3 separate regions of the Homo sapiens genome follow, and all the other regions are linked to region 2. A link is a loop called in an ENCODE intact Hi-C map of the cell type or tissue named here. Cell type or tissue: heart right ventricle. All regions are shown on one strand. Each heading gives the region's core, and the rest is flanking DNA. Links, peaks and the distances in the headings are about the cores only. Region 1 holds the start of LOC105372521 (a long non-coding RNA gene). Region 2 overlaps PLCB1 (phospholipase C beta 1). Region 3 overlaps PLCB1 (phospholipase C beta 1).

Region 1 (11,289 bases), core at 2,300-7,299, 110 kb after region 2:
GAAGATGCTACTCTTTAGAAATCACAGTTGCTAGCCTGAAGTTACCCTAATTGTTAAAAGGTAGTACTGTATCCAAAGAGAGAGACAAAGCAATTACTGTCCTTCTGTTAACAACCCAAGCATATTTTCCAGTGAGACCCTTGAAAACTGTTCCGTGTTCAAAAAATTACCACTTTACCCACAAACTTTCTGAGAACTGAAAATAGTTTATTTGCACCAAATTCCCTTGATTTAAGGCTTATTAACTTGAAAAGAGCTCAGTGACATCTGGAATTGTATAATAGTCTTGCCACAGCACTGGCATACGGAGTTGCATTTTAACGAAGAAGATCAGGAATAAACCCATGTATTTGTTTCAAATAATAAAGTTTACTGTAGTTGGTGGGCACACATGTAATACAAAGAGAAATTAATTATTTTAAATTTGAAGAATTGTATAAATTTTACTAAATACTATGAATAAAATGTATAAAATAACTTCTGTGTGTAACTTATTAGTATGTTGCCTTTCTTCTGTGCCTTACATCCTGAATATAAATCAGAAGCAATCACTTTTGTAGTTGTGATTCTTAATATGACTAATATCAAAATTCTACTTTAAAACCAAATTAAGTATTCCGTTCATTATGAGTGATTTACTTGTAGTTATTTCATGTATTCCATGGCTAATTCAATGTTTTATTTATAGTTTCAGAATAAAAATATTGACAGTATATTGAATTTCTGAATTTACTGGGAAATTGTCCATCAACTTGTCAAGAAAAACAAGTCTATATGTGGACTTTATTCATTAGAGTCTGCTTCAGTGAATTAATATATTTTAAAATAACATTTTTTCTGATTTTTTTCCGAAATTTAAGTACCCATTTCTCATATAATTATTTTTTAAATCAAGAAATATATAACGAAGAAAATGCAGACCACCGTCCCAAAACTAATAGGAATATTTAGTGTACTGGTTTACAGTATAAGGTATAGAATTAAGCAACTCAGATTCAAAATATAGTCATTGTGACCTCATCACACCCATTTGCTCAACCCAGGACCTTAGACAAGTTTTGTAACCTCCTAGCACTTGTGTGTTCCTATCTATAAAAGTAGTACAGTAATAATGCCAACTGCATAGAGTTGATGGGATTACATGAAAATATTCAAGTAAAGCTCATAGAACTATGTTTGATATACTGTAAATGCTAATTATTATTCTCATTTTGAGTATTTTTCATATGCATATATTGGGGGGATCTTGTTTTTATTTTTAATTTGGCATTTGGATATGACATTACCAGGTCTATGGAATCTAGAAATGCAAATGCCACCAGTACTACCACCAAGATTGTTAAAATCTTTTCCCTTTTGAGATTCCTTGTATATAAGCATGGTATTGAAACACTTCCATTTTTTCAAGTTTGCCAGTACTTTGCAGTTTCTAAAATAAATGGGCCTCATTCAGATTACTAATTTAGATTATACTAGCCTTCTTAAGTCATCCTTCAAAAAGGCCAAACAACAACAAGTCATCACTGACAGTGCGTTTTGTATTGGGTGCCTGATGTGATGGACCACGTCCTGGATTAAAACAGAAGACCCAAGGTCTGGTATCATCTCCTGGGTTCATCCAGCAAACACTGATTAGGTATCTATTATATACCAGGCACCATGCTGGGAACACAAAGGAATTAAATAAGAGATTGTCATGTCACTCAAAAGCTCATAGTTCAGTAGAAAATAAGAAATATAAAAAATAAAGGAAAAGCTGTGAAATGGATGCAATGATGAAGATAGATAAAGGGAGACTGTGAACACAAAGAAAAAGTAGTGTCATGTCTAGCTGATGTGGTCAGGAAGGGTTCACGGAGGAATATTTGAACATTGGGCAGGATCTTTAGAGTATTAGACCTTGGATTTCCTCCTAGACAAACAGGAAAAATGAATCCGTGCCATTCACTTCACCAAGCTGTGAGATTGAGAAAGAGAAAGTCTGTGAATTAGCTTTGTGAATTTCAGTCTTGTTTAAGATGCAAGGAATTAGGGATTATCCATAGCTTTTACCTAAACATCTCCCCTATAGCCTTTCATCTCAGCATTTAATGATGCTTACTTATTTTAACTCCTCTTTATGGAACATTTTTTCTTCCATTTTCACCTACTAACCCCAAAGACTTTGGGGTATCCTCATCAGTCAAGTTGGGCAAGAGAAAAATGAGACAAAGAAAATCAGCTGTATTGAAATATTTTCTTTCTTCAATATGCTATCATCCAACTCGCAATGAAAATAATGTTGTGTTTATTCAGATTATCTCTTTAATTTGACTCCTCCTAATTCATAGCTGGTACATAAACAATGCTAAGATTTTAGTAAAGCATATTGTTCTATCAAATTATGTGTCAGGACTCTTACGTAAATGATGTTAGTTAAATTTGATATTTCAAAGGAAATAACAGCACATGCGTGCTCGCTATCCATTTCTCCACACTTCTCAATAAATTACATCCATTCATTTAGTAAATATTTATTTATACCTACTGTATGTGGCACACTGGAAATAGAGCCATTAACAGACAAGACACATATCCTAGCTCGTGTACATCTGCAGATTAGCAAAGACTAGACAGAATTGTATAGCTGGGAGCACAATACATTGAGTGTTGAAATGTGAGACATGCAAGGTGTGATGTGTGCACAACTGGAAGACAAAATCCAGTTCAAGGGGAAGGCAAGGCTTTCCAGAAAAAGAAGTTATAAATAGACGGGAAGGAAAAGAGAGGTCAGTAAGTGAAGGATGACAATTATTGCTATCCTTAGATCAAATTAATTTATGTGTACGTTGAGTGAAGTTGGTGAAAGGGGGAATGAGGTGAACTCTTTTTAGTAGGGAAAATAGGAGAACACCCTTGGGGTTCATAAAATCCAGTAAAGCTGGAGGCACTTGAGTTGGCCAGCAGTGCCATTGAGCATGTTCTTGCAATTGATTTTAAATATTTCTCTTCCTTGTGTCTAACAGCCAATGAGTATGGTAGATAGGGTCATTTTCATCTATTAAAACCATTTACAGAGCTCCTGGTGTCCACTTAGAGAGAGGGTGGTACTGAAAAGTGAGCACTCTCCGGCTAAAGAGATTTCTCTCTTTCTATAAATCAAGAGGACTTTTGGAAACCTGCTTGCAGGTTATACTTGTTCCCTTTTTATGAATGGCAAAATACTAATAAAACAATTCACAAGAAGTCCCCACTGCTCTTGGATTTGACCGCTTGTGCTTATTTCAAAGTTTGTGCCCAAGTAGCCCAAGTTATAATGATACAACACATCTATGTATAATGATTCATGTATTGTTCGGTTGTCTCAAAATTCTGTTTTGCAAAATAGATTTTTTCTATCTCTGTAAATGGATTTAGCAAAGGAAATATTACTTCATTCATTCAATCCACAAATACGGGTCTTCTGCTGTCTGCCAAGTGGTGAGCTAAGTTCTCCTATCTGTTTGCAAGTGGTGAACAACTTCAGACAATAATTTTTAGACATTTGTATAACTGTACATTTCAAAACCTATGAAAATAGTCAAAGGAAGGGTGTGTTCTTTTGTTTAAGGGCTTGAAAAATAAAAATAATCACATTAACACATACCTGAAATAGGAAGACTGCATGAAAAATGTCTTTCCTGTTAACAAAGGCTTGAATACATGCTTCCGGTTTCCATGGCAGCCCAACCAAACAGAAAAATAAGTCATAGAAGTGGCCTTTTATATCAATGACTTGCTTCCTAAACAATAGGACCAGGAGCAGTCAGTGAAAAAATAATGACTGGTGCTGTCCTACTTATGAAAACTGTTTTACAACTTATCAGATTATTTAAACCAGAGGGAACATAGTTTGAAAATAATTGACACAAAATTGGAATTTATGTTTTCATTTTGACTATGTCTGTCTCTAGGGTCATTACTTAAAAAAAGAAAAAAAAAGATTCAAGTAGGAAAAAAAAAAAAACCTAAAAATAATTCTGTCAAACAGACTATCTTTCCTAGATCTAACTTGCTTTAGAAAATGTATATAGGAAATTGCATTAACATCCCTTTAGCAGGAGACAATTCTTAAACTTAAATTAAACTGAAAAAGCCACAGAAAAAAGGGTTTGACACCCTAAAGCCAGTGTCCAAATGAACGCTACGGTTGACCTCATAGGTGTGTTATGAATGTTTACCCTGACCTCCTAGAAGAAAAGGAAAAAGAAAGGAAAGAGAGAGGGAGAAGGTGAGGGAAGGGGGGAAGAAAAGAAAGGAGAGAAAAGAAGACAGAGAAAAAACAGGGAGGGAGGAAGCTGGGGAAGGAAAAAGACCATTTGCTGACTCCGTTGTTTTATTTCCCAGAATGATTCAATACCTCAAGAAGATTTCACTCCAGAAGTGTACAGAGTTTTCCTCAACAACCTTTGCCCTCGACCTGAAATTGATAACATCTTTTCAGAATTGTAAGAGTACACATTTTAAGCCATATCTTTTTCAGCTTGCATTGATTCTCAGGTGGCTAGAGCAGGACTTGGAGTGGTAATTGGAGATGGAAGAACATCATACACTGTGTCTAAAAGCAATATTCCTGTGTGATGTTTTGGATAGGATCACACAATCTTGCCCCTGAGGTGCAACCACTGCTTTTAATGAGTACAAGTTTGCTGTGATATATTGCTGGAGGTAGTTGTTTTTGTATGCTCAGATAACTTTGTATGGTTGAAGGATTATGGGTAGAACAGGGAGTCATCTTGGCTTAGCAGAAATAGACTCATGTCGCAGGAAGAACTCTGGATTGGGAACCAGTTATTTTATCTCTCTGAGCCACATTAGCGACATGAGAAGTTTGGATTACTAAGAACCCTCTCAGCTGAAGAATTATTTGCTTTTCTGTTAGAAATTATAAACTTATATCAAGGCATTACCTTTTTTTGAAAGATTAGAAGAAAAAAGGAAAAAAAAGAAAGAAACCAAAGCACTAAGGCAAATGTGGGGAAAGTAGCAGTTTACCTTTCTTAAAATACTGAAATCCACATGACAGAAAATCAATACAAAATGTGGTAAACAAAATAAGGATTTCTTCAAATGGAAGACAGGTAAACAGTACTGCTGAAAATGACATTGCATATTCTTGCTTTGTGCTGTTCATTGCCATCATATATTTACTGAACATCTGCAACATTTGTACCACTGAATTTGTCTTTAGATGGTCAATACAATTGAAATGGGAAGTTTGAACAATATGTTGAGGAATTATACTCTCTTGTTGAAGCCTAACTGTAACTTTTAAAAACACTCAAACGGGTTGTTTACTTTAAGTAATGACAATAAATACATCTTTAAATGATTACAGATATATGGAGTTGGATGATTAAATCAAAAATTTACTGTCATAATAAAAAAACCTCTGTGTTCGGTTTAGAGTGGTGCACCCTTATGCACATGATGCAGTGTTTTCCCACTGTGGGTTTTCTTACCCATTTGGTATTTTGCAAGAGCATTGGGTTTTAGCGGTAGCAATTGCACAAGATATTTGTAGCCCATAGAGGTATAGAAATTATGGTGGAGAAGCACAGTGTTTTCAGGGCAAGATAGGAGTTTCAATATAGCATTTTCTTATCAAGTATAAGATTTTATTTCCCTAGAGTTAAATGCAAATATTAGAATGAAACTTAGTTTAAAAAATTCTTATTGCTTGGTTTTTCATTGTTTTTAGTGGTGCAAAAAGCAAACCATATCTTACCGTTGATCAGATGATGGATTTTATCAACCTTAAGCAGCGAGATCCTCGGCTTAATGAAATACTTTATCCACCTCTAAAACAAGAGCAAGTCCAAGTATTGATTGAGAAGTATGAACCCAACAACAGCCTCGCCAGAAAAGGTCAGTACTTTCTTTCACACCAAAGGGAAGCTCTTGTTTCTGATTGGGGGTAGTCACACGCTGGGAGTTAGGAACACCAGTGATCGTTAGGTTAGTTTCCTCTGTTTACAAGGCATTCCTTTCGGTCTGAAATCACTTGGTGGTTCAGTGCACTAGGTTTTTCTTTAAACTTTGGTGTGTGATTTTTTTGTCATTGTTGTTATATGTATAGATGCATGTAACATATTTTTAAAATGTCTAATCCTTTATTTTGTTTCAAATTCACGCAGTGACTGAATGCATATTTCATACAGGAAATCACTATCTTTAGGTTACCCTTTTGTCTTTTTCTAGTAAGTTCTGTGAAGTGGCCCACAAGTTTTTCTAACGTTCTAAAACTGAAGGGAATATTTAGTCTGTGAGACCCTTATCTTTTTCCAGTATATACTATCTGATAAATACTATCTGATAAATTTTTCTACTTGGGGAAATAGTCTAAAATTTGGCTGTCTGTGTAAAAAAGCCTAGTGTTGTAAATACAAAACAATCCAAAAATTGATAGCCCAAAGACAGCTCTAAGTTACCTGGAAGTTTTTAAGAAATTTATATTTTTGATTCTGGGAAAATGAATTGCCAAAATAAGATCATGAAGATGTAATTACTGCAAATTTTCAACTATATGTGGCAGCACTGTCCCTGAACAAGATCTTCCACTGAGAAGACTAACTCTCATCTGGATTGAAATATCTTCACCAAGAAAATTAGTGTGTTATCACTGATGTTATTGCAGATTGCCTAGATATTCCATAGGGAGGAAAATAAAGTACAATTAACCAATTATTGAAAAGAAATCAATTATATATTAATATGCAGGCATTTTCTAAAGTAACAGAAATAGCTCTAGCAAGCTTATGGTCATCAATAAGAATGATTATCATAAAAGTAAATTTAAAAGTCTTTTAATCCATTGTGTTTAATCTGGAACTGGTCCTCTAAATTGAAAATGAAATCATGAAGTATAAATGGGCCCAGGCACTGTGGCTCACGTCTGTAATCCCAACACTTTGGGAGGCCAAGGCGGGTGGATCACTTTAGGTCAGGAGTTCAAGATCAGCCTGGCCAACATGGCGAAATCCTGTCTCTATTAAAAATACAAAAATTAGTCTGGCATGATGGCGCATGCCTGTAGTCCCGGCTACTCAAAAGACTGAGGTAGGAGAATTGCTTTAACCCAGGAGGCAGAGGTTGCAGTGAGCCGAGATTACACCACTGCCCTCCAGCCTGGGTGACAGAGGAAGACTCTGTCTCAAAAAAAAAAAAAAAAAGAAGAAGAAGAAGTATAAATGTAAAATCTAAAAATCTATTAATCATATTCTACATGCTACTAGTTGGGAATTTTTAGATGCAATTTTTTAGTTTTCATTTGTTTTCTTGGTGAAGAACTTTGCCTTTGTTGTTGTTATCATTTTCACTGATGCTGTGAAGGTGAGATTAGTTAAAGGAAACAACTAGCCCAACAGTATGTCTTGGCATGGCCAGGCCTGCCCCTCCAAACCTACTTAAATAGGTTGCCCTTCCTTCCCTAGTACACAAGAGATGAGATTTCCCCTTATCATGAAGCAGGGAACATCTTGGAGGTTTTGCCCATGTAGCTTAGGAGTTCTCTTCTAAAATCCAAACTTCTCCAAAAATAACGAACACATTGTTATAACAAATCCAACAACACTTCTAAAAATCAGTTAGCCCACGACACTAGGAAAACAAAAAGCTTTTCTGAAACCAGTGAAGCACTCCAAAGTGTAAGCCTTTTCCTTTTCTCCTTCCTTCACACCACACTGCTGATGGCACAGGCTTCAGCTGGTATCCAATGCCTCCATACATCATCCTCTGATGACTTGCACGATGTAGAGGGTACAAAGAGAAAAAATTGTGATAGATTACTGTAAAACCCCATAATCCTAGAAAAACTGATTTTGATTCTAATGGAAATTAAGATGATGTCTCCTAGCATTTGCAAAATTATTTAGTGCCATTTTATGAATTTCAAATCGAAAGAGGCACACAAAATATTTAAAAATTTAAATATTTTTAAAGGCAACTTTATCTGTTTTTCTATACCTTAATATGACATTGATCACAAAACCTCTGTGTCAACCTTAATAGCAGTATAAAGAAGCAACATAGAATAATGGTTCCACTTTTGAGTTTCAAAGCTGAGATCCACCTCACTAGTTTCATAGCCTTATGCTTAACTTCTCTATGCCTTAATTATTTCATCTTCAAAATTAAGGACAGAAGAATTCTTGATACGCTTTTCATAGATTTGAATTAAATAATACCTGCAAAGCATTTGGAAAGAAGAATCTGGGCCTGTGTAATGTGATAAATAAGTGTTAACTCTTCTCAATGTTTTGAAGTGTAGTATGTTGGTTTTCATTCCTCAGGTGTCGTTGTCCATTTTTTCTAGGAGATCCCATGATTTCTGGGCCTTAAACTTTCTTCTGTTTTCCCCAGCACCTAGAAGATGCACCTGCTCATGATGAAATCCTTAATGTAGACTTGTAGTTGTGATCTAATCAGTGACCCAAAGCATTTGTGCCCCAACTTATCACTTAAGAATATTGCCTAGTGGTCTCTGTACAGAAAAATTTTGGCTAATGCTGTCTCTACCTAAAGCCTTATCTAGCACGTGGGAAGGACAGAGGCTTTGGAGTCCAACGGCTAGAATATGGCTAAAGGGCCAGCCACCTGCTACCGTATAACGTGCATCCTCAGTCACCCCAGGGGACTCCAGCACCCGTTCAGAAGTTCTGGCTGGCTGTATTTGTAGCTCCTTCTTCTCTAGAATCCATATGAAAGAAATTCAACTCTTGAGGAGTTAAAAGTCAAATTACAAAGACCTTAGTAGGGTCACTTCAGCTTTAAGGCATGTACACAAAAACGGACTCATGATAGCTGCCTTGTTTTAGGATAAAGGGAGATTGTGCCTGTTTATGTTTAGTTCAGCGCACACTAGTCATTCAGTAAATGGCCTAAATTGTTATTAACACTGTTTAAAGCAGGCCAAATAGTACTAGAGGAAGCACACAGTCTCTGGTGTTCTAGTCTTACAAACTCAAACTTACAAGCCAACCTACGTTAAGTAATTCATAACTTCAGTATTTAATAAATCTTCAGTGAAAGGCAAGAGGCTACACACAGTGACAGACCCAGAGATAAACCCTGTGCCCCTAGAGATTTGCACTCCTCTTAAAAGTGTATATATATATAATTATATAATTATTTATTATATAATTATATATAATTATATAATTATTTATTATATAATTATATATAATATACAATTATTTATTATATAATTATATATAATTATATATTTATTATATTTATTATACAGTTATATAATAAATAATTATATAATTATATATAATTATATATTATTTATTATCTAATTCTATATTAAATATAATTATTTATTATCTAATTCTATATTATATATAATTATTTATTATATAATTCTATATTATATATAATTATTATATAATTCTATATATAATTATTTATTATATAATTCTATACATAAGTATTTATTATATAATTATGTATATAATTATTTATTATATAATTATGTATAATATGTAATTATTTATTATATAATTATGTATAATATGTAATTATTTATTATATAATTATGTATAATATATAATTATTTATTATATAATTATGTATAATATATAATTATTTATTATATAATTATGTGTTATGTATAATTATTATATAATTATGTATAATATATATATAATTTTTTATTATATAATTATGTATAATATATAATTTTTTATAATTATGTGTAATATATAATTATTTATCATATAATTACAATATATATTATTAACATAATATCTAAATATATTAATAATCTAATATCTATAATTAATATAATATATAAATATTACTTCTTGAAATCCAACGTGCACCTGAATCACCTGAGCCGTTGTTAAAATGCAGATTCGAGATCCTGCATTTCTAACAAGTTACTGGGTGAGGCAGAAGATGCTTAGCAAAGGCCCACACCGAGTAGCAAAGCTCTAAGAAGTAAAGAGAAGGCGCATTAAGCATGAAGATAATGAGATTTCTTCCTGTAGGGGACAGTTCATGGAAGAGATAACATTTGGGCTGAATTGATTTTAACACAGATGAGCTACAGACTTTAAAACTTTAAACTTTTAGTCAAGTAGTTAATACATTTGGATCAATAAACACATAAGAAAATAAGTAGGGAAGTTTAGTATTACATTATAATTTATTCTTCTGCTGCTTTCATTTTAACTGTTTTCAGATGTGCCCAGGTGTTAGTTAAATTGGTGTTGATCTCAGTGCTGATGTGGAAATTGAGTCTTATTTACCTGAGAAAGGCACTTCCATATAGCCTATACTTGTTATAAAATGCTAAGCATAAGATACACACATAATATACATAATAGAATATAAACATATATATAACATATATATACACACAACATAGATATACACACAACATATAGTTGTGTGTGTATACACATACACAGAGACACACACACAGTCTCTGATATCAATAAACATATCTTAAAGTAGGTGTTAAGCAAATAAATAATATACAAACCTGACATATGCTGTTTAGCTTTTATGTACATTTTACATAATTTTTACATAAAAGATAGACTTGAAATTAAATGAAAAATTTTTAGTGTCACCAAAAGCCCAAATGCCAAAGCCGACCATAGTTTAGCTGACTAAAAGTGTGACACATGGAAGTATGAAATGAAACTCCAGAAGAGACAATAGACTTTGATCTTCTGAGGACCTGCTGTAATTAGCATGTCAGCCACATCTCCATGCTGGAATTTCTGTTTTGGGAGATGTGTATATTGGTTATAAATAATCAGAGGATTTCTGTGCAGTCTAAGGCCAAATGGGTCATGTATGTGGGTTCCAGAAAGAGAGAATTTGAAGCTTGTCACAGAGGATACTATTCTCCTGGGAGTGTGGTTTATTTTTACTATTTAAAAATTACACATTGAAAAATGCCATGGCCTCTGGTCAGCAAAAGTTTTTTCCTTTCCATCTTGTTTGCACTGTAGACTTAAATATTCCTGGCACAGGAATATGCAATGACCCCTGCCTCTTCCAAACAAAATGTTCATGAATATCGTACTTTCAAGATCAGTGTCTCCAAAACAGTTATTTTTTATCACTTAAACTCTTCAGATGAAAGACAGTGAGTAAAATTAGCATGAAAAATAGAATAGCTCTATAGGTACCTTTGGTAACAGAATGCAGACTTCAACTGATATATCTATAAATGAAGTCCAAATTTTACTTAAATAAACTGCCAAACCAAAAGAAAGCAGTAATTTTTTTCATGCTTTTATTCTGTGGAGATCA
Region 2 (11,289 bases), core at 3,933-8,932:
TGTAGTTCTCTCTCCTCTCGTACTTCTCCATCATTCATGCTTGTGTCCAACCACAGTATTTTACTAAGAGAGCATGTGTTCTAGTGCCCTATTGCTGCAGAGCAAACCACCCAAAAAACCTACATAGGCTCTGCTGGGTGGTTCTCACTGGGGGCCTCTCAAACAGTTGCAGCAAGATGGTGGTTGAAGCTGAAGTCATCTGAAGGCTCACTGGGCTAGACATCCCAGGTGATCATCACTCACCGGCCCCATATCTCCGTGCTCCTATCTGTAGCATCTCCTGACAGCAGAGTAGCCAGGTCTTCCTACATGGCCACTTGGTACTACAAAAGGCAAGAAGAAAGTGCCAGTCCTCTTAACAACTAGATCGAGAACTGAGAGAGAATCCATTTTACCATATTCAGTGGTTCAACACAATCCCAAGCCAGCACAGATTAAAGGGGATGCAAGGGTAGACTCCTTTGCTGCATGGGGGAATATCATACAGTGCGGCAAAGGAAGGGCTTGATGGAAGCCTTTGAACACAAGCTACCACAGCAAAGAACATTTGATTTCCAAGATTCCCATAAGGTAGGGAGGGATATGCAATATAGAGCAAGCATCTTCCCTAGAAATATGCATGTGATAAAAATATCTACCTACAGAGATATTGTTAGCAGTGGAAGTTATTCAAGTTAGTAATGGCAAATTCATACGGGTCTGCAGCAACCTCAATTCTTGCTTCCTCAGAAGAAAGAATTTGACTGAGGGGCATAAGGCAGAAGACGAGATAGAGGCAAGTTTTAGAGTAGGAGTGAAAGTTTATTAAAAAGCTTTAGAGCAGAAATGAAAAGAAAGTAAAGTACACTTGGAAGAGGGTCATGTGGACATCTTGGAGGTCAAGTGCACTGTTTGATCCCGGACTTACAGTTTTTACATGCTGTCCTACTTCCTGCATCTTTTGTCCCTTTTCCGGTGGAATGCCCTCCGAAGGTCATATACCAGTTAAACTTTGCCATTTTGCCTCTTAATGTACATGTGTGAGCTCACTCGCCCAACTCCTGAGATCTCATGAGGAAGCTGCGCATCACCAGTTTCAGGTATTTCCTATCTATATAGGGAGACTGCCTTTCCCTGGTGCTGGCTGTGACCAATTATTATTTTAGAGAGACAGTTAACAGCCACCTGCCCAGGGTCACCTGACTTTCTTGGTGGGGTGTGCGGGGAGCCCTTTCCTGCCCCGCTCATGCCTGACTAGCTACCTACTGTAACACCATGTGTAACACCATGAACACAAAATGAATATTTCTGACAATCAGCTATAGAGTGTAAAAGCTTTTAAGTAGCACTTTGCCAGTTAGAATGCTCTAAAATGGAGCCTCCTAAAATTCTCCAATATAATAATTTTCTACGGAAATCTATCAGAATAGAGCAGTGACACCCAGAGGAAATTTGGAAATGTTTAGTAGTATAGTGTTTTATGCATTTTAAAATAAACAATAACTAATATTTTAATTGGAATTTTTTGAGAAAAGATACAAGCTACTTTCAACTGAAGAAAAGTGTCCCGAGCTAAAAAGACTACCTTTGCATCATCATAGACTGCTTGATAGAACAACTAAGGAAGTAAATGAAACGGAACTCACTAGAGGCCACCTGAATCATCAACAAATTAGTCAATCAGAAATGTTGACTAGAGTCCCTCTTTGATGAATAACAAAATTCTTATTCTGTTTCCAAATGTAAGAATAAATGACCAGGGCTGTTATTTGCTCTAGGGGATTAATATTCTGTACATTCAGTTAATCTTGCTTGTGATTAATCAGCAAATAGTCAAGACAATTGAAATATTCACATATCTTATGAAATAAAGAGATATTTGCAAATATCAACAAAAAAGGACATTATGTAAAAAATTCACTTATTAGAAGCATGTCAGTAGGCCACAAATTAACTAACCCTAAGCATTATTTTGCTTTCTTTGTAGCACATTCCCCTTATATGGTACTCTTTTCTGGGAAACATGGTCTTGCTCTGTTGCCCAGGCTGGAGTGCAGTGTTGCAACCATGGCTCACTGCAGGCTCAAGCTCCTGGGCTCAAATGATCCTCCCACCTCAAAAGCTTTTCTAGTAGCTAGGACCACAGGTTATGCCACACCTGGCTAATTTTTAAAAAATGTTTTGTAGAAATGGAGTCTCCCTATGTTGCCCACCCTTGTCTTGAGCTCCTGGGCTTAAGTGATCCTCCTGCCTTGGGCTACTAAAGTGTTGGGATTACAGGTATGAGCCACTGTGCCCAGCTGATAAGGTACTCTTTTATGTCAGACATATTAAACAACCCTATTTATTGATATCAAAGTACAATGCACCAATTCTGTGACCAGAAAATGAGACAATAAATAAAAACTATCTTAAACTTTCTATTCCCCATTTTATTTTTACAGCTAACTTTTTTTTTTTTTTTTGAGATGGAGTCCCACTGTGTCACCCAGGCTGGAGTGCAATGGTGCCATCTCTGCTCACTGCAACCTCTGCCTCCCGGGTTCAAGTGGTTCTCCTGCCTCAGCCTTCTGAGTAGCTGGGATTACAGGCGCCTGCCACCACGCCAGCTAATTTTTGTATTTTCAGTAGAGACAGGGTTTCACTGTCTCAGGCTGGTCCTGAACTCCTGACCTCAGGATCCACCCGCCTCAGACTCTCAAAGTGCTGGGGTTACAGGCATGAGCCACTGTGCCTGGCCTACAGCTAACTCCTTAACTACCCCTCTCCTTAAAAAAGTAATCAAATATTTTCATCGTGCCCTTAATTCTCATTTTCAGTTTGTCATAGCTGTAGAATAAATGGAACTTAGGATTAATACAGAACAATTTCTTCAGTTACTTACTCTATATGACAAATGGAACCAGTTATATGAATGCTAAGACCTAGTATCTTGAAGACTCTCAAGTAAAAAAATGCTCTGGGGAAAATAATTTAAAACCATTTGTCTCTGGTTTTGACACACTTCAAACAAACTTGTACAATATATTTTCCCAACCTGAACATATTCATTCATTCAAGGACAGATCAGTCACCCAATGGACATATATTTAGCAATGATTCTATGTGTAATCATGATTCTGGGAACATAGAATTAAAGATGATTAACAAGTTAAAACGTCTCCCTTTGAGGTCGGGAAATATTCACCTGACTTTACTGTTATACTGTTTTATCCCCCAGTGCCTAATATTATGCTTGGAACAGGGTAGATACTTGCCTCTTTTCTTTATTTTCTTTCTTTCTTTCTTTCTTTCTTTCTTTCTTTCTTTCTTTCTTTCTTTCTTTCTTTCTTTCTTTCTTTTTCTTTTTCCTTCCTTCCTTCCTTTCTTTTCCTTTCCCTTCCTTTCTTCTTTCTCTTTTTTCTGTCCTCTTTCCTTCCTTCTTTCCTTCCTTCCTTCCTTCCTTTCTCTCTTCCATTTGTTGTTCTTTGTTTTTTTGTTATTTAAATAAGTAACATTAATAAAACACACTGGTGGAAATAAACAGAAGTGAGAACATAAACAGCTTAGGTGACTGGGATTTAAGCATATGGCTTTCTATGTCTTAGCAACCCTCATGTGGTTGGAGGTTGTCAGTCTTATTCCCCATTTGACCTCCAGCATTAGCCCAGAGGCTGGACAAAAGAAGTAATCAATTAATAATTGATATCAAAATAAATGATTCAGTGTCTTTTCAACATAGGACAACACAGTCAGTGAGGCTAACAAGAATGATATCAATTTTTCAAGATGTTAAATGCTACACATTATACTATACTAAAGAAAAAAGAAAGTTTGCATCACTTTTTTTTCATTTATCTGGAAAATTTATTTATATTGAAGTTCTCATTTAGTTTTGGTGCCTGATGAATGAGCTATTACTTGATATTCTCTTGCTTTCTCAATAACCATCTCATCTAGAAAGCAGGGTGGGACTTCTCTTTTTTTTACTTTTCTGACGTGGTGAAGCGTCTATCAGAACATCTTTCCTCTCATTGGCAGCTCACTACGCAGCTTGCAAAGGTTCACAGGTGGCTGAAACCCAACCCAGTTGTAAATCACAACATGGGTACATCTTGCATATTTTAGAAGACAGAAAAGAAAATACCTTGTCAGCCAGCAATCAGAAGCACATTATATCTCAGAAAGTCTGCCCCTTGTGCCTGTCAGCCTGAATGGGACCTTTCACACAAACCTTCCTGCCAATTCACTTAGAGCAGCCAGACAACTCCCTCCCTCCCATCTTTCAAATTACTCCACATGTCTAAGTTTTCCTTTAAAATGTTTCCAAACCACTGGAGCACACCTCTCATCACAGACCCCCATTGATGAGAGACAGGATTAAGGTTATGTCAGATATAACTGATGATTAGAGTTATTTCCACCTTCTCCACAGTTGTTGACAGACAGCAAATAAAGGCAACATTGTTAGACCTACAATTGATCTATTGAAGTTAGGACTTATTTCTTGACTCCTGAAAATACAACCTTCTACCAGGGCTATTCTAAGCCAGTGATTTAGAGCCCTGATGCCCTGTATTTATTTATTTTTTTTACTAATTTTTCCACTGCTATGCAATGAGGCATATCATTATTATTATTGTAACCGCCTGGCTCTCAGTGGCATGTGCACAAACACCCAGAAAGTAAAGGCATACAGAAGCCTCCGTTAACGTTGAGAAGGGACAGACACCATAATTGTTTTCCACTGTTCCTTCCATTTTAAACAGTGGGGATCTTACCTATGTTAAGCATTTCTAGGTGAAGCATAGACTGCTTAAGAGCTGTATGAGTAGAAATTAGGAATTTAGGCTTCAGATCCAACCCCACCTGGGTTGGTATTTGGGTTTCAACATATAGTAGCTTTGTAACTGCTGGTGTGCCACTAATGCTCTCCAAATATTAAGGAAGGCTTTGAATGCTATTCCAAGATGTTTAGGCTTTCTTCCACAGGCAGAAGAGAGCCTTTGAAAGCCTTGGAGCAGATGAGTAACATAGTAGAAAAAAATACTTCGAGATAACTTGCAAAGAGGAGTTGTCAATCTCCAGGATTTGCTCAGCTCCATTCTCCTTCTGGGCACATGGAAGTTCTCTGTGTCTGGCACTGCATTGGTTCTCCAAATCTCACAAACAGTGCACTGAATGACTGTGATGATTGAATAATTGACCAAGAAACCCAGATAATGAAAGGAAGAAAGAGAAAGAAAGAAAGAAAGAAAGAAAGAAAGAAAGAAAGAAAGAAAGGAAGGAAGATAGTAATGAAATGTGGGCATGGTTGACTAATGTATGAGAGTTCATCAGATGTATAACTTACTTTTCTTTTGAATAATTTGTATTTATTTATTGAGCATTACCTGGATAAAATACATAACTAGTTCCATGCTTCACTTAATGGTTTAATTATCAAGAAGTTTTGAATCAATACTGACCTGCAAGCAATGTCTCAAATCTGGAAGCTACCAAGAATTCTGAGATCCAAGTTTTCTTTCAAACTTCCCTCCCTTTTGCATTTTGAAGTGGTAGTACAATTTGGATCAGATAAAGAGGAACAAGGTGGTTTCAGCTAGCTGCAGAACACAGATATGACTTCATTACCCAGCTGTTAGTAATTTTCCTCCCAGTCGGAGGCAGAATTTTGAATAGACTGAAAACATGTTTGTGCAGGGTTCTAAGATGCTACATGAATTCAGATGTTCATTCATTTAATTCATATAATAGCCTCAGATGATATCTTTCTTTCTCACCACAAGGCTATGCTTTGTCTAAATGGCCAGGTAAACATCCCAGAAGTGAGTGGTCCCTGAAGTGGTCCGTGAACCGATTTCCACGACCGGTTCTTTCCTACGTGTGAACCGTGCTCTGCTGCAATCTACTAGTGCCTCGGGCATTCCTGCGGCCTTTGTCTAAGCAGAAAGGGTAGAACTTCCTGAACACTAATAAAGGAAACATAAAAGCAGAGGTCAGCTGGAAGATTGGCAATAGGCTAATGAAACTGACAGTCATTTTTGACCATTTTAAACAATAAGTTTGTTGCCCCTACATCCTCCACATTAGCTGCCCAGTCTTGTCAAGTGACACACGGGATATTATGTTGAATTTTTAAGGTGCTTCTTGGCTGTGAATATGGCCTGGGATCTTTCTTTCCTTTTAATAATACTTAGCACATAATTGTTCTGAAATCACATGTTGGAAAAGCTCTTGACTAGAAATGTTGAGAGCGGGGGAGAAAAAGAACAGCACTTAAGAAAAGAATGGAAAAGTTTCAGTGACATTTGCAAAATTGCTTTTCCTTCTGATTTGGTTGGGAAAATTATTTTTCAGACTCTAGGGAATTATTGTTTCTCACACACTTCATATAAGAATATATTTCAAGCCAGAAAGGACCTTAGAGGTGGTGCTCAGTGTCCTTCGTTCAGATCAGGGAAGGAAACTGAAGCCGAGGGACGTTAATTGAATTGCCTCTGTTGTGGCTGCAAAGTCAGCCAGTGAAAACAAAAATTCTCTAGGAAGCCAGCTTTGTTTCCTTATATTTAAAAGTCATTCACTCATGTATTCATTTGGCCACAGACTATGTATTGCACAGCTATTAATATTATGTGGCAGGCCATATCAAGGCATGGAGAATACAGTGGTAAACAGAACAGATCAAACCTCTGCCCTTATGTTGGTGATAAATGCTCTAGCACCTTGGTAATCAAAATACCTCCGTATTAGCAGTTTATCGGAAATGCAGAATCTCAGGCCCCACCCCAGATCTATTGGATCAGAATATCCTTTAAACAACATCCTCCTGGAGTTTCATATGCATTTTCAAGTTGAGAAGAAATAGATAAAAAAATAAGTAAAATAAGGAAAATAGGAAGAGTTTGGGGAGCTTAATGGGAGATTATGTAAGAGAGATATGTGGAGGTCAAATGCCCAGGGCTCTGTGGGTTATTTGAAGGACGTGGGCTTTTGCTCTGAGTGGGGTGGCAAAACTGGAGAGGATTTTGAGACAAGGCATGGTGTAATGTGACTAAGTATAAATTCTATGTAGCACAGCCTTAAATGTTAGAGAGGTAGAAAACAGATCAGTGGCGGCCTGGCAACAGGGGATAGGCCACAAAAGGGCACAAGAAACTTTTAAGGGTAATAGAAATATTCTGTACCTTGATGGTAATGGAATTACACTCATGTATATATTTGTCAAAACTCATCTATTGGTGCACTTAGAATGAATGCATTTCGTTATTTGTAAACTACTTCCAAAGAGTTCCAAAAAAAAAAAAAAACCTGTTGGACACATCTGATACGGTTTGGCTGTGCCGTCACCCAAATCATCTTGAATTGTAGCTCCCGTAATCCCTGTGTGTCATGGGAGGGACCTTGGGGGTGGTGATTAGATTATGGGGGCAGTTCCCCCATGCTGTTCTCGTGATAGTGAGTGACTTCTCACAAGATCTGATGGTTTTAATAAGGGGGCTCATTCTCATTCTCGCTCCTGCTGCACTGTGAAGAGGGACCTTCCACCATGATTGTAAGTTTCCTGAGGCCTCCCCAGCCATACAGAAATGTGAGTCAATTAAACCTCTTTCCTTTATAAATTACTCAGTCTTGGGTATTCTTCATAGCAGTGTGAGAATGGACTAATATACAACATCATAACCAGGATATAACTTAAATTGTGTAAAAGAAATAAGCAGGATCACCTCCTTATGTGGGTACTATGCTCACAACCTGGGTGACAGGTTCAATCACACCCCAAACCTCAGCATCACGCAGTATACCTCTGTAACAAACCTGCAGATGTACCTCGGGTTCTAAAGTAAAAGTTGAAAATTTAAAAAAAAGGCAGATGAGAGAACAGCTGTTGCAAAGAGTATCAGTTGAAACCAAATTTCTCTCTAAGCCAGAAGAATAGTGGGTATGTGAGCATGTGCAAGATTTTGCACTGCAAAAGATCATTTCAGGAGTCCAGAACACTTGAGAATATGCAGAATAACAGTGGAGAATTCAAAGTGATACCGAAATGCAAAAGCACACTAGGTCAGGATTTATGAGATAGATTCTATTTTTGCCTCACTTCTACTACTGCCTAACTTTGTGACCTTGGACAAGTCATGTATTGTTCTTGGGAATACAATTTTCTTCTCTTTCAAGTGGCAATCAGAGCACCTGTTTCCACATTGCTATGTGGGGGTCAAGTGCAATGTGAATGCTGGAAAAGTGCTTTGAAAATGAGAAGGCACTGCGTATGTGTAAGGACTGCTAAAATGGCCTTTTCCAAGATGCATTCACATCAGTGACGCCAAGAAGTTGGAAAGGACACCAATTATTAGATGTTTCTGACACTGCCTTAACTTCAGGGCATGTGCAAGTTTTCCTGATGTGCATGTGAAACTGTGTCTATTACATATGCTGAAGTTTTCCCCCAAATGGGACCAGCACCCACATGTCTGATATATTCCTTAGGTAGAGCCATTCTTCTCAATAAAACACAAAATAGTGAAATACAGAAATGTCTGATTTGTAAAGAGAGGGTATCTGTAACAAAATTGAAAGTCACAGATTTGATATCTACTTTTACATTCTTGTATCCAGTAACATTTTTTTGAGCATCTGCTACTGAGTGAAGCATGGAAGGATACACAAAGATGAATAAAACACAGTCTTTATTGTCAAGGAGATGACAGTCTAGAAGAATGGATAAGATGTGTCTAAAAGTAACTTGAATGCAAAGCCATATGTGGAAACTATAAGACAAAAATTAACGCAATGGAGTTAGATAGGGGGAAAAATAAACACTTGTCTCTCGGAAACCTTCCTGAGAAAAGTGGTGTTTGAAGTGAGCATTAAGAATAGATTAAGTCATGTCATAGAATCAGGAAAATACAAGGCATTTCTGGAATGATGTGGTGGCCTGTTTGGCTGGGAGACAGCTTATGTTTGGGGCACTAGTGTGATATGGAAGAGGAGGCTAAAGAAGGTTAATTGAAGACAGGACCATGGAAGGTTTTCCATGCTAGCCTTTCTAGGCTGGAAATGGAAAACCACTGGAGGTTTCTGAGCAGAAGCGTCGTATGACTCAAAGTGTGTCAGCGGAAGAGGACTTTGGCAGCTCTGTTGAGTATGCACTAATGTTGGGACAGACCAGTGGTAGGAAGGCCAATTAAAAACTAAATGCAATGATTTAGGGGAGAGAAAATGAGGATTTCAACTAGTGTAGTAGATTATAGGTTTGGACAGATATGAATGAATATAAATAACATTGTATCAAAAAATTGGCTGGACCTTAAAACCATCTGGATGTGGGAGGTGAGAAAGAAGAAAGTACCAAGGATGACTCTCAAATTCCCAGCCAAAGTAAAAAGCCCTGAAAGAGTGCATGGGTGAAAGATAGTGGATGTATTTTTAAGACATGCTGACTTAGTGGTGCTAGTGGAACAGCTAACATTATTATTTCTTCTATACGGCACACATTTACCATATGTTATTCTATTTAATAATCAAAACAGGCTTGTGAGAAGAGTAAGATCATACCAGTTTTACATAGAGGGATTAAGGCTAAAGAGAAGTAACTTGCTTAAGGTGGCAGAATCACCATTGGAGAAGAAACATAAATATTGTGTTCTTTGTATGCCATCATTGCAAAAATCTAGCAGATTGTTGAACATAAGAAACTGAAATTCTTGGCTGGGCGCGGTGGCTCATGCCTGTAATCCCAGCACTTTGGGAGGCCGAGGCGGACGGATCACGAGGTCAGGAGTTTGAGACCAGCCTGGCCAATATGGTGAAACCCCGTCTCTAATAAAAATACAAAAATTAGCTGGGCATGGTGGCGTATCCTGTAGTCCCAGTTATTTGGGAAGCTGAGGCAGGAGAATTGCTTGAACCCAGGAGGCGGAGGTTGCAGTGAGCTGAGATCGCGCCACTGACTCCAGCCTGGATGACAAGAACAAGACTCTATCTCAAAAAAAAAAAAAAAAAAAAAAAAAGAAAGAAACTGAAATTTGTGATTTCCTGGTCCAGTGATCATTTCTAATTGATACCAATGAATCCCTCTGATGAATATTTCACTGGTATTTTTCTAATATATGATACATTCATAAGTTGGTTCCTAAGCTGTATTTTAAGAGAACATCATGATTTAGATTTTTCTTATACTACCAAGAATGCCACTCTGATTCTTTATGGAAACTGAGACCATACACTTAAGCTCTAGGGGGGAGGTAATGTAATGCAACCTGTGTTTCTAAAGCACAATCACACTATAAACAGACCTTGCTGCAAAAATAAGTATATTCAGCACAGAGCTGATAAACCTCAGATCTGTGGCTGAAATGATCAGTTGATGATATTATAGTAAACACCATTACCAATGTTGTGTTCTGGATGTTTTTCTTCAAGCTGTGTGTCTGTAGGAAATGACTAGTATCATAAACCCTCTTGACAAAAAAAAAAAAATCACATTTCTGTTTTCCAAAAAGAGTTTTTTTTAATATCATAATAAATGAGTTCTTTTGAATTCATCTGTGCTTTTCTAAATATTATCTTCTGGCAATGACTTTGCCTTATCTCTGCTCTGCTGTTTCTGGAGAGCATAATTTTGCTACATGTATCTGAAGATTTATAATTGCGCCTCTTAATTGGAAATCAAGGCTTGGCATTAGTTAACAGTTACTGGTGAAATGGCCCACTGATAAAAACAAATGCTTACATTTCTAGAATAATAACAGGAATTCTTCTCTGAAGAACCCAGAGTGGCAGACTATCACTTCACAAAACTTTCTCATTTCCCCAAACTTGTAATAAAGCCAGCTCATTGTTTCTTCAGGCTACTAAGCATCAAGCAATTTGTTTTCTGTGTTCAGTCTGTCATCTTACGGCTCGCTCTAATGTTCACTGAAGCCCTACGGCAGACTTTGGGACTACTGTTTTTTTAAATAAACAATTATGGCATTTTCAGATATGGATATTATCAAAGGAATGATCTAATTGTCCACCACAGATTTGGATCAGATAGTTATTCCTCATAATACCTCAAGCTGAGACTCAGGAAACTAGTCCTGCGTGGGGACATATGTCAAATGCATTACAAAAGCATCACCTCCTTAGTCTAAATAACGTCACCACCACCCACCCAGTTATGCAAGCAAGGAACTTAGACAGTATCCTTTTTACCTCCCTCTTCCTCATTGCCCATATCTAACCCGTTCTATGTTCTGAAATAGTACTTCTGGATTCATTCTGTCCTGTTGTATTTTTGGATCCATCCATTTTTCTCTTTCTCAACTACCCCACTTGTCAGTCCAC
Region 3 (11,289 bases), core at 2,100-7,099, 63 kb after region 2:
GCGCAGTATTCGGGTGGGAGTGACCCGATTTTCCAGGTGCCGTCTGTCACCCCTTTCTTTGACTCAGAAAGGGAACTCCCTGACCCCTTGCGCTTCCCAAGTGAGGCAATGCCTCGCCCTGCTTCAGCTCGCGCACGGTGCGCGCACCCACTGACCTGCGCCCACTGTCTGGCACTCCCTAGTGAGATGAACCCGGTACCTCAGATGGAAATGCAGAAATCACCCGTCTTCTGCGTCGCTCACGCTGGGAGCTGTAGACCGGAGCTGTTCCTATTCGGCCATCTTGGCTCCTCCCCCTGTCTATACAAAATATAAGGAGCAAAAGAAGACTGTTAAGAGGCTAAAAATAACCTAAACATGCCAAAGAAGTAGAGAGAAAATTGAGGGTGTTTTTAACATTTATTTTAAGTTCAGGGGTATATGCGCAGGTTTGTTACATAGGTAAACTTGTGTCATGGGGGTTTGTTAATACAGATGATTTCATCTCCGAGGTATTAAGCCTAGTACCCATTAGTTATTTTTCTTGATCCTCTTTCTCCTCCCACCCTGCACCCTCTGATAGGTCCCAGTGTGTGTTGTTTCCCTCTATGTGTCTATGTGTTCTCATTATTTAGCTCCCACTTATAAGTGAGAACGTGTGAGTTGGTTTTTAATTTATTTCCCTGACTTGTGATACCCATTGTGAAAATGTATATTATGGGTTTAAAAATAATAATGGTAATAACAGAAATGTTAAAAGCTAACATTTCTTGAGCACTTTCTATGTGCTAATTTGTACTGATCACTGACTGAGCCCTTGTGTAGATGAGGAAGTGGAAGAGTTGAGTGACTGCCCCCACTAGCATGGCTGTGATGTGCAAAGCCAGGACTCACCCAGGTTATTCATTCCTAAACTAGAACACCTCTGAGCAAGTTTTCTTTGCACTTGAGTAAAGCAGATGGATTAATGTTTGCTAGAAAGCTACCAGACATTGATAGAGAGCCAAGTTTGCAATGGAAAATTTGTCTAAACCTGCTAGTGTTAACTGGTATGATCTCCCCTTGTTTTGAGACCAGGCTTGTTCTGGAAGTGTTGCGGCTGTTTTCTTCTACAGCTCTATCAATCCCTTCCTCTTTCCCTCCCTTGCAGCACCAACACCTTCACCATCATCACCCTTTTATCTCTTAGGTCTTGATGGCTTCCACATTTTAGGATATCTGATGGTCCTCCAATGTCACTTAATGTATTTTCCATTGGGCAGCATCTTCTCTAGCCTCAGATAAGAATTAAAGTTCTCTCATGAGACTAGTTTGAAAAGCTGAACCTATGAGACAAAGTATAATTTTCCAATACCCATAATGATGGATATTCTAAATAAAGAAGAGTATATGACACCAACACCAAGTTTTTTTTTTAATCAAAAGCAAGGTTGACTCTTGGTATTCCTAGAATAGAGGCTTTTATAACAGACCTTAAACTGCCTTAATTTAAAGCAGGTGTATAAAATACAAAATGGTATTTAAAGAGGTGTAGAGATATTAATTAAAATAGGCTTGCTGAAATGCCAGGGATATCATCACTTCTGAAAATTGAATTAAGCCCTGAATGTCAATGGTGAATTAACATGAATAGACTTATCTATCCCTGTCCAAATATATTTTATCCACAAGCTGTGTAATACACGATGATTAACCAGAGGTTACAGATTCTAGCTGAAACCCAATCAAATTCTTCAGAATCCTAATTGAGGAATGCATTCAGGTCAAAGAATATTAACAGAAAAGCCTCTGTCATTTAAAGGGCAAGCAGAGTGAGTGCTTAAAAGTGTTCAAAATTTTGCTTAATTGTTCTCTTCTTGAGCTATTGTTCTTGATGATTTAGAAAACCTGTGTGCTGCAAGTTTAACTGCTTTAATTACAGTGATGTCAAATACATAGGCCTTTCTATTTAAAGGGATTTTAATTTCTGTGGCTTATGAAAGAGAAACTGAAAGCATAGTTAAAAGTGAATATGTTAGTTGAGAAAGTTCCTGTTCTTACCAAGCAATAAAATTTTCCTAAATGGATGTTTGAAGGAGAGCTGGTGTTCAGAGGTGTGGTTCAGTTGAAGCTCCTCTGGTAGAAGCCCAGCATTTTGTCTGTCTAGTTTTTTTGTCCTTAGCATTGCTTACTTTTGTAAAGCCCCAGATATATATAACTCATTGTTAAAGTATCACATGGTTTGTACAGCAGGATGATTTGCATTATATGAAGGACACCGAAACACAGAAAATGAAAGGTCTACGGTGTATGACAAACAGGACAAATGCTCTAGCAAAAATAAATTCTACTTTCTCTCAAAATTAGCATACTTGTTATTTAAAGAAATGTGCCAGAAGAGAAATACAAGATTTTCTTTTCTTTTTTCTCATTGACTTTAACTCTCTCTGAATGGCACCTATAACTAAAAATACATCTCGGGAATCAAGTAACCCTCTTTTATATACATCCCTCTAAATCTATGGCTAAGTTCAATGTTTAAGGTTGTCAAAGTGGCTCCCATCCAAAATCGGGTTAACATTTGCACTTTGCCTAAAGTGGGACTCCTAGATAAAATTCAAACGACCTTTCTGGTAATCCCAGCGTGTGGGTTTTAGCATCACCAGCTGGCTCCAAATGGGCCACTGCTCTCTCTACAAAGAGGAGGGAGCCTTCAACACAGGGGCCATGCTTGTCCATTCAACTGTGTCTAAATTCACAGATCAGTGTTTCTCTCAGTCCCTAGACCAGCAACATCAGCATCCCTTGGGAACTTGTTAGAAATGCAGAGTCTCAGGCCTTGCCTCACCGAATCAGCACCTCTGGGGTTGGACCTAGCAATGTGTGTTTTAACAAATCCTCCAGGTAATTCTGATGCACACCTAAGTTTGAGAACCACTTTTGTAAATGTGTGTTTCAACTTGACACTAACCAATAATTCTACCACTTAACATTAACAGCTTTCAATTTTATGATCCTTTGTGTTGGACAGGTCAAAGTGGGTGATTTCAACTGCTTAATGGGTACAGAATTTTATTTTGGGGTGTTAATAATATTTTGGAACTAGATAGAGGTGGTGGTTGCACAACCTTGTGAATGTACTAAATGCCACTGGATTCTTCACTTTAACAATGAGTACTATTGGCCGGGTGTGGTGGCTCACGCCTGTGATCCCAGCACTTTGGAAGGCTGAGGTAGGTGTATCACATGAGGCCAGGAGTTTGAGATCAACCTGGCCAACATGGCGAAACTCTGTCTCTATTGAAAACACAAAAATTAGCTAGGTATGGTGGCATGTGCCTGTAATCCTAGCTACTTGGGTGGCTGAGGCATGAGAATCCCCTGAACCCGGGAAGTGGAGGTTGCAGTGAGCCAAGATCATACCACTGCACTCCAGCCTGAGTAACAGAGTGAGGCCCTGTCTCAAAAAAAAAAAAAAAAAAAAAAAAAAGGTTACTTTGATATTTTATGTTATGTAAATTTCACCTTGTTTTTAAAAATATGTAATATAAATGAAACTCAAGTGTTTTAGATATGCCAGTCTAAAGAAATCTGCAAATTAAACAATTTCCAATTCTTAATCATTCTTATTTTGAGTACATCCTAATTCTTTTTTTACACATATGATATGATGCATTCTAATTATACAATTACTAAGGTTTCCCAAGTAAACATATAAAACAGAGTATCTGTAAAGCTGTGATTTGAGTGCTTTTCATGGAAAGTTTCTCATTAGAATTTCTTGATCAGCCAAACAACAGTTTTCAACTACAAGCAAAACAAGGGAAAGCATTATTTGGTTGTCTGTCATTGCTAGGGTGAAGACTATAAAAGAGGCAGGAAGAGTAAAAACCAGGCTTTTAAAATTAAATTTCAGGCAATATCTTATAGTACCTCCACCCTCATGTTGGGCAATTCAAGAGGTCTATTCACATTGCATTGTATGAATAGAATTTTATTTCTTTTGAAATGTAATATAGAATATTTTATTTTATAATATGATCTGAGGATGCCTCCTGGAATTGTGCAACACAAAGGTCTTGGGTGTTGTCCTTTCTGGGTAGAGGGTTTGTTAGCTACTGAATATATTTGTTATAAATATCACTGGGGATTTTTTTAAGTAAATTTATTTTTTAAAAAACCCTAATCCTATGAAGTTTCACTAAATGTAAAAAACATAAATCAATTAAGGCTTGAAGTAACATTTTATTTTACTGTATAACCCTGTAATCCCACACACACACATCTATTATAGACATAATACATTACTATATAGAATACTGGAAAATATCGTAAAATACATTAAAAAAACAATTTCCCTTACTCTCAGAACTGAGAAGTAAAATCTGTTGTATCTTGTGAGAGTATATATGTATGTGTGAACACATATCACACATATATAGAGTACAGTTAATAACAAACAGCATATTCCATTTTAAAACCTATTTTCCCTTACCATATCAGATTTTTTTTCTTAACGAGAAATATTCTTCTACAATATCAATATCATTTGAAGGCCATATAGTATTTCCACTTATAGACGTAGTTCACTTGATTAATTTTGAATTCCCCTTAATTGAACACACTTAATACTTCATTTTTCTTTAAAATATAACAACCTTACCCCTATATTTTGTGCTTTTGCTGATTACTTGTCAAATATATTTATTTGTGGTATCTCTTTTTATACTAGAAACATCAACCTCTTTGTCAAATTGTTCTTCCAGTTTATTGTATTTTTGTTAATTTTGATTTTAACATGTATTTTATGTTTGGTGTTTTCTTTTTTTTTTTTTTTTTTAAAGAAAAAAGCTCTCATTCTTTTTTAAAAAATAGATTCAGGGTATATGTGCAGATTTGTTACATGGACAAGTTTCATAATGCTGAGGTTTAGGCTTCTAGTGTACCCACCACCCAAAAAGTGAATATCATATCCAATAGGTAATTTTTCAACGTTCACTCTCCTCTCATCCTCCCCACATGAGGAGTCCCCAGTGTCTATTATTGTCATCTTTCTGTCCATGTGTACCCATGGTTTAGCTCTCGCTTGTAAGTGAGAACATGTGGTATATGATTTTCTGTTTCTGAGTTATTTCTTTTAGGATAATGGCCTCCAGCTTCATCCATTTCATCCATTTTACTGCACAAGACATGATTTCATTCTTTTCATGGCTGTGTAGTATTCCACAGTGCACATATAGTACATTTTCTTTATTCAGTTATCCATTGATGGGCACTTGGCTTGATTCCATGACTTTGCTATTGTAAACATTTTATGTTCAGTGTTCTCTTTCATAGTGTTGCCTTCCTATTCCAATATTATGTACAAATTTTCCTATAGTTTCATCATCATGGTTTTGTTGTTTACATTTAACGCTTTATTTGAACATCAATGTGATCTGTGAGATAGTAAAAAGACCTAAGTCAATTTTTCCAAACAGTTAAAACATGTTTTTATCATTTATTAAATAACACAGTACTTTCTCCATGGATTTGCAAAATAAGATTATCCAACCAGGAGCATAAACAGAGCAAGTTATTTAACCTCTCTGTGCCTTCATTTCCTCCTCTAAAAGAAGAAAGCCAGTAACAGCATCTCCCTCAAAAAACTGATAAAAAAAAATCCACAAGGTGCCTGACACGGAATAAACTTCATCAATATTATATGACAACCACTAGTATGATTACAATTATTATTAGTGCCCTAATGCTACCACTAGTATGATTACAATTATTATTAGTGCCCTATCTACCCAACTCAATATGCTAGTGTCTTTTTTAGGATATTTACAATTATATTTGTAAGTGAGATGGCCTATGTTGTCTGTGCTTACATCAATTCTGTCAGGCTTTGAATGAGGGACTTGATGGCTTCATAAAATTAAAAAGTTCTGCATCTGTTTATTTTATTACTAAATGTAGAATTTATCCTTGTTGTGATAGATTGACAGAATTTCTCTCAAACCTTTATGAGCCCTAAACATTTCTTTAAAACAACACTTGGAAAAGTATTTCAAGGTCTTTCTTAATTTTTGATCTGTTGTTAAAAATTTCCCTTTCTTTTGGATCAGTTTTGGTAATTGCTACAATTCTAGAATGAATTGTTGGGGAGCATGCCTAAAAGTAGACACCAATAAGGGAGTTGCTCTAACAGTTTAGGCAGGAGATGGTTCCCAATTCTAAATCCATAGCTTTCCCTAATATCGGGCTTGATAAATAACAACACAGTACCCCCCATTTATAATGCCAAAACCAGGGAATTCTCCTGAATTTCTTTCTTTCCCTTAGCACCATTTACCACAGTCCCACATCCCATTCCTCAGCCAGGCCTGTTGCCTCCATATCCAAATTACATCCAACGCATCCACTTCTCTCCATCTCCATAGACCTCACATTAGTCCAACCTCCATGAAATAGACTCAGTTGAAATAGCATCTTAATTGGCTTCCTGCCTCCAGTTTTGCACATTGGCAGACAAAGTGATCTTCCAAAAATATAAATTAAATCATTTCACTCCCCTGCATTAAACCTAATGGACTTCTTTTGTGTTTCAAATAGAAATCTAAACTCCATCCCTCTAAGAGCCCTTGTGACTTGGATTAGAATTTGCCCTTTGCCCCAACCACCTCATCACAGATCACTGTGCCGCTCTCTTGCTATGTTCCAGCCTCTCTGGACTCTGTGTTCCTGGAGCAAGCCAATCCGTTCCCACCCCAAGGTATCAGCACCTCCTGGAACTTTCTTCTCTTCTCCAGACTTTGGTGTAGCCCCTTTTTCTTTTATCTAATGTTCCTACCCCAATCCACTCATTATTTTACCTTACCCCATTTTATTTTCATCATTGACTTCTTCTCTGAAATGTTCTTGTTCATTACAGTTGTGTGTTTATTGCTCTTCTACCTGTAAGCATTATATGCATTATTTACATGTGCCTGACACATGTTTTGCCTTCATTAAATATGTATTGCATGAATGAGTGAGTGAATGAATGGATATAGTCAGAATGATTTTAAAAATGAATAGACTGAGGAATTTAAGAATTAGAATTTTTAAAAGTTAGATATAAAAATGATCCCCCAAACTGATATGAGGTAATGCTTATGTTAAATAGCTTGATTTAGCCATTCCACAGTGAATACATGTATCAAGACATCATGTTGTACACCATATATATATACAATTTTTACTCGTCCAACAATTTTTTTAATGACTAGAATATACAGGGAGCTGGGAGTGTGTGCTCTATCTCTATGTACTTGGGTGTGATTACAGGATGTGTAAAATGTAGAGATCATCAAGTTGTGTACTTAAAATTAATGCATTCTGTGCTCTTTAATGCATGCATGTTATTTCTTTAAAAAATAAAACCATAAATACATGTTTAAAATAGCCAGAGAGAGCACAAAATTTAAATAATATGTGTAACTTAAAAGCTTCCATTTTTACATAGTCTAGGACCTAATATCACAGGCAAATTTAAAATTTCTTTGAAAATGAGCTTTGGGATTCTGTAAAGATTTGGGGCTCTACCATGTGGTTGATAAACAAAATTACTCTCTTTACTCAAGGACCTAAATGGACTTTAAAATGAGCTGGAAATCAACTCTGGCTTCAAGGAAAAGGGTATACCCACAGGGCAAACTTGTTTTGCCTCAAAACATACTTTATCATGTAACGTCCCATTCCTCACCCAAATTAGATAGCCTTACATTATCATGTGACATCTGTTAAATAACTCAAATAAGAAAATAGTTCCTGATATTTAGATAAGGATACTTAGATTTATAGGGTATTTTCCTGCATAAGACACTAATGACTTTTATAAAATGTTTCATAAATGTGTTTTGTGAAAACACAAATATGAGTCAGCTGGCATAGCAACATGCACAGTGTAGCAACTCAAACATTTTCTGAATAAATAAATGAAGGAATGAGGATAAGAAATAAAAATATTAGAGGTAATTATTTGGGTTCCAGATAGAGCTTTATTTTAATTATAGTTTCTTAAATTTGAATGAATTCACTATTTTACCATAATCAGAAGACTGCAGCAATCATCAATTGCACAACAGTGATGGCCTCTGTAATTTGGCACTATTAGCTCCTGAAATGTATTGAGATGTATAAATATAAGCATCTTAATCTTTTCAATATACCCTAGCAAACTGGCCCTAGCATCCCTAGGGCTTTCGGAGCTAAGGGGAAGTTAAATGCCCTTCTCTTATTCCCTGCCAAAATAAGAAAAACTTTATTGATTTGAAAGTGTTAATTTCCTCCAACTTTTCATATATGCAGTAGGCATGTCAACAGAGCAAAAATAGTCTTAGCTATTGGAAATGAGGCTACAGATTTTATTAGGTTGGTGCAAAAGTAATTGCGGTTTTTGTCATTACTTTCAATGGCAGAAGCTGCAATTACTTTTACATCAACCTAATAGATTGACTTATGTCATAACTATACATTTCCCAAAAATACAAGACATGGTTCAAACATTAATATTTGTGACTTAGAGCATCAGAATGAGGAGATTAAAAGTTTGAAAATGCTCCAGCACTTGGATGAGGCAAGAATAGTGAGGTACAGTTTAAGAGAGTTAAGAATTAAAAGTCTTTATGCCAAGCTAAATGTGTCCTTCAAAAGCTGTGCATGTTATGACTGCTGGCTCCAACGCATCTATCTAGTCAGTCTCTGCTATTTTAACCATCTTTTTTCTCTTCAATTTACCACCTATTATTAGGCCAAGAAAACTTGAGCATCTGTCAAGAGTAAAAATATTTTGAAGTTTTCTTCAAACACACTGAATTCCATGATTTACACATGGTTCTTTTTTTAAGAGATGGGAGTCGTGCTGTGTCAACCAGGCTTAAGTGCAGTGGTGCGATCATAGTTCACTGAAATCTCAATCTCCTGGGCTCAAGCAATCCTCCTGCCTCGGCCCACTATGTAGGTGGTCAGCCACCTACAGGTGTCAGCCACCATGGCCAGCTTCATACATGTGTTCTGAAGCAACTTTTTTGAAAGCATGGTATACACATCACAAAGGGTGCACAGGTACTTTAGGGTGAATATCTGTATTTGCACACCAATAAATTAACCCTTCTAATGTAAACAATTCAGTGGTTTTTAGTATATTTAGTATATTCATAGATGTAAAATGAGCATCAGTATATAATTTTGGAATGTTTTCATCACTCCAAAAAGAAACCCCCTACCCATTAATAAGCATTCTTCCCTCCTTCCTCTTCCCAGACCCTGGTAACCATTTACCTTTCTGTCTCTATGTGTTTAACTATTCTAGAAATTTCATATAAATGGAATCATATAAAATTATGTTGGTGCAAAAGTAATTGATGTTTTTGCTTGTGAAAGTAATGGCCAAAACTGCAATCACTTTTGCACCAACCTAATACCTGGTATGTAGTGACTGGCTTCTTTCACTTAGCATAATGTTTTCAAGGTTAATCCATGTTGTAGCATATAACAGTACTTCATTGCTGTTAATTGTCAAATATTACTCAATTGCATGTATATACCATATTTGATTTTCCATTCATCAGTTGATAGACATTTGGATTGTTTTTATTTTTTGGCTATTATGAAAAATGCTGCTATGAACTTTCAGGTATAAGCTTTTGTGTGGACATGTTTTCATTTCTCGTAGGTATATACCTAAGAATGTAATTGCTGGGTCATATGATGGCTGTGTTTAACATCTTAAGGAGTTGCAAACTGTTTTCCAAATTGGCTATGACATTTTACCTTCCCACCAGCAGTTTATTTGATAAATTCCTTTCAGATAGAATTCATAAATATTTTCTCCCATTCTCTTTGTTGTCTTTTTACCTTCTTGATAGTGTCCTTTGTAGCACGAAGTTTTTGTTTTTTATAAAGTTCAATTTATCTATATTTTATTTTGTTACTTGTCCTCTTGGTTATGTAAGAAACCATTGCCTAACCCAAGATCTCAATGACTTATACCTAGGTTTTCTTCTAAGATCTTTAGAGTTTTAGCTCTTACATTTAGGTCTATGATAAATTTCAAGTTGATTTTTGCATATAGTGTGAGGTAAGGGTCCAAGCTCATTATGATAATGATGAGAAGTTTTATTTTAAATAAACATATTTTAATGTATGAAATTTGCTAATTTAAAGAAAAATCTTAAATAAATGGTAAACTATAAATATCTAAGAAATGTATCTCTTTTCAGGTTTTCTAGGAAAATCAACCTAGGATTTATATTAGTAAGGAAATTTATACTTAAAATTTTACTTTTATTTATTTTACTTTTTATTTATAGAAGGTAAGGATGAAATGATGAAGTGGGATAGAGGTTGACACCTATATATGTGCCAAGCTCTTTGTGAATGTAAAATTCTATTTTAAGGAAAAAAATATTGTGTTTTGAAGGCTAAGAAAACATGTATACAAGAAACTAAAATGGTGCCATTGGGCACCATCTTCTTTAATTCTTAGTTTTAAAATTCAGGGAAATACTTTGGTTTTGATAAGCTTAAGCCTAAGTGTTGAAAAATTCTTAAGTAAGGTTTAAAATTAAAACGACATCAGTAATTGTTAATAAAGGGATCACCAAAAAAGGCTTCACTATAGTCAGTTCATTCACATCAAGTTACCTAGTCAGTCTGGGTTGATTACCTTAAAATGTAAGAAGCCTGTATTATGACTTTATTTTAATAATAAAAAGGTCCTTTCAGTTCTAAAAACATGGCTATATCATGTTTTTTACTTCTTGAGCCTATAAAAACAATTTCTTTATAAGGACTAGGATAACCAGGAGGCCTAGTAATATCAACTAAAAAACATTTTATTGATGAAATAGTTTACAGAGTTTTATTGACCGTGCAGGAAACATTCAGGGACTCTTCAATCAATTCTCTTAGTATTTCCAGTGGTAGTTTGAGAACATTCCCTTGGCACTGTTTCTATATCTGCAAACTTTTAAGAGACGTATTAGCTGGGCATGGTGGTTCATGCCTGCAGTCCTAGCTACTCGGGAGGCTGAGGCAGGAAGATTGCTTGAGCCCGGGGGATAGAGTCTACAGTGAGCTGTGATGGTGCCACTGTACTCCAGCTTGGATGATGGAGGGAGATTCTGTCTCTAAAAGGATAAATAAAACAAACTAGAGATATATTCACCTCAAGTTTTCTCTGTTGAAAAACCAACTAGCTTTTAAGGAAGTTTGTAACTTCCTTAAAAACAGTTAGTTGGCCTTTCTCTGTGCTCCAAAAGCATTTATCCCTTTGTCCTAAAAGGATCTACGTATTTTCCTCTT

Evidence for each region. Peaks named below come from ENCODE experiments on the same cell type or tissue, not always from the same donor. Only the 100,000 strongest peaks of a DNase experiment are listed, where the experiment ranks them.
Region 1: it touches region 2 in a loop (6-fold over the local background); 11 of 110 quality-filtered maps call a loop at or near these places.
Region 3: a loop joins it to region 2, with 4 times the contacts of the local background. A loop is called at or near these places in 3 of 110 quality-filtered maps.

The regions. Positions count from the first base shown.
Region 1 is chr20:8,652,819-8,664,107 of GRCh38, forward strand. It overlaps PLCB1 (phospholipase C beta 1), which reads left to right. Exons shown (of 32, transcript NM_015192.4): 8 at 4,366-4,466; 9 at 5,720-5,886. LOC105372521 (a long non-coding RNA gene) reads right to left here and starts at 3,939. Exons shown (of 3, transcript XR_007067520.1): 1 at 3,626-3,939. In heart right ventricle, for the core only: no CTCF peak of the experiment used is centred there; no DNase peak of the experiment used is centred there; H3K27ac peaks cover 2,875 bases.
Region 2 is chr20:8,536,368-8,547,656 of GRCh38, forward strand. All of the region lies in intron 3 of PLCB1 (phospholipase C beta 1), which reads left to right. Among named protein-coding and RNA genes, the nearest start is that of RNU105B, 290 kb to the right of the region's middle. In heart right ventricle, for the core only: no CTCF peak of the experiment used is centred there; a DNase peak (open chromatin) is centred at 5,861; H3K27ac peaks cover 2,466 bases.
Region 3 is chr20:8,600,831-8,612,119 of GRCh38, forward strand. The region is part of intron 3 of PLCB1 (phospholipase C beta 1); the gene reads left to right. Among named protein-coding and RNA genes, the nearest start is that of RNU105B, 220 kb to the right of the region's middle. In heart right ventricle, for the core only: no CTCF peak of the experiment used is centred there; no DNase peak of the experiment used is centred there; H3K4me3 peaks cover 425 bases; H3K27ac peaks cover 1,998 bases.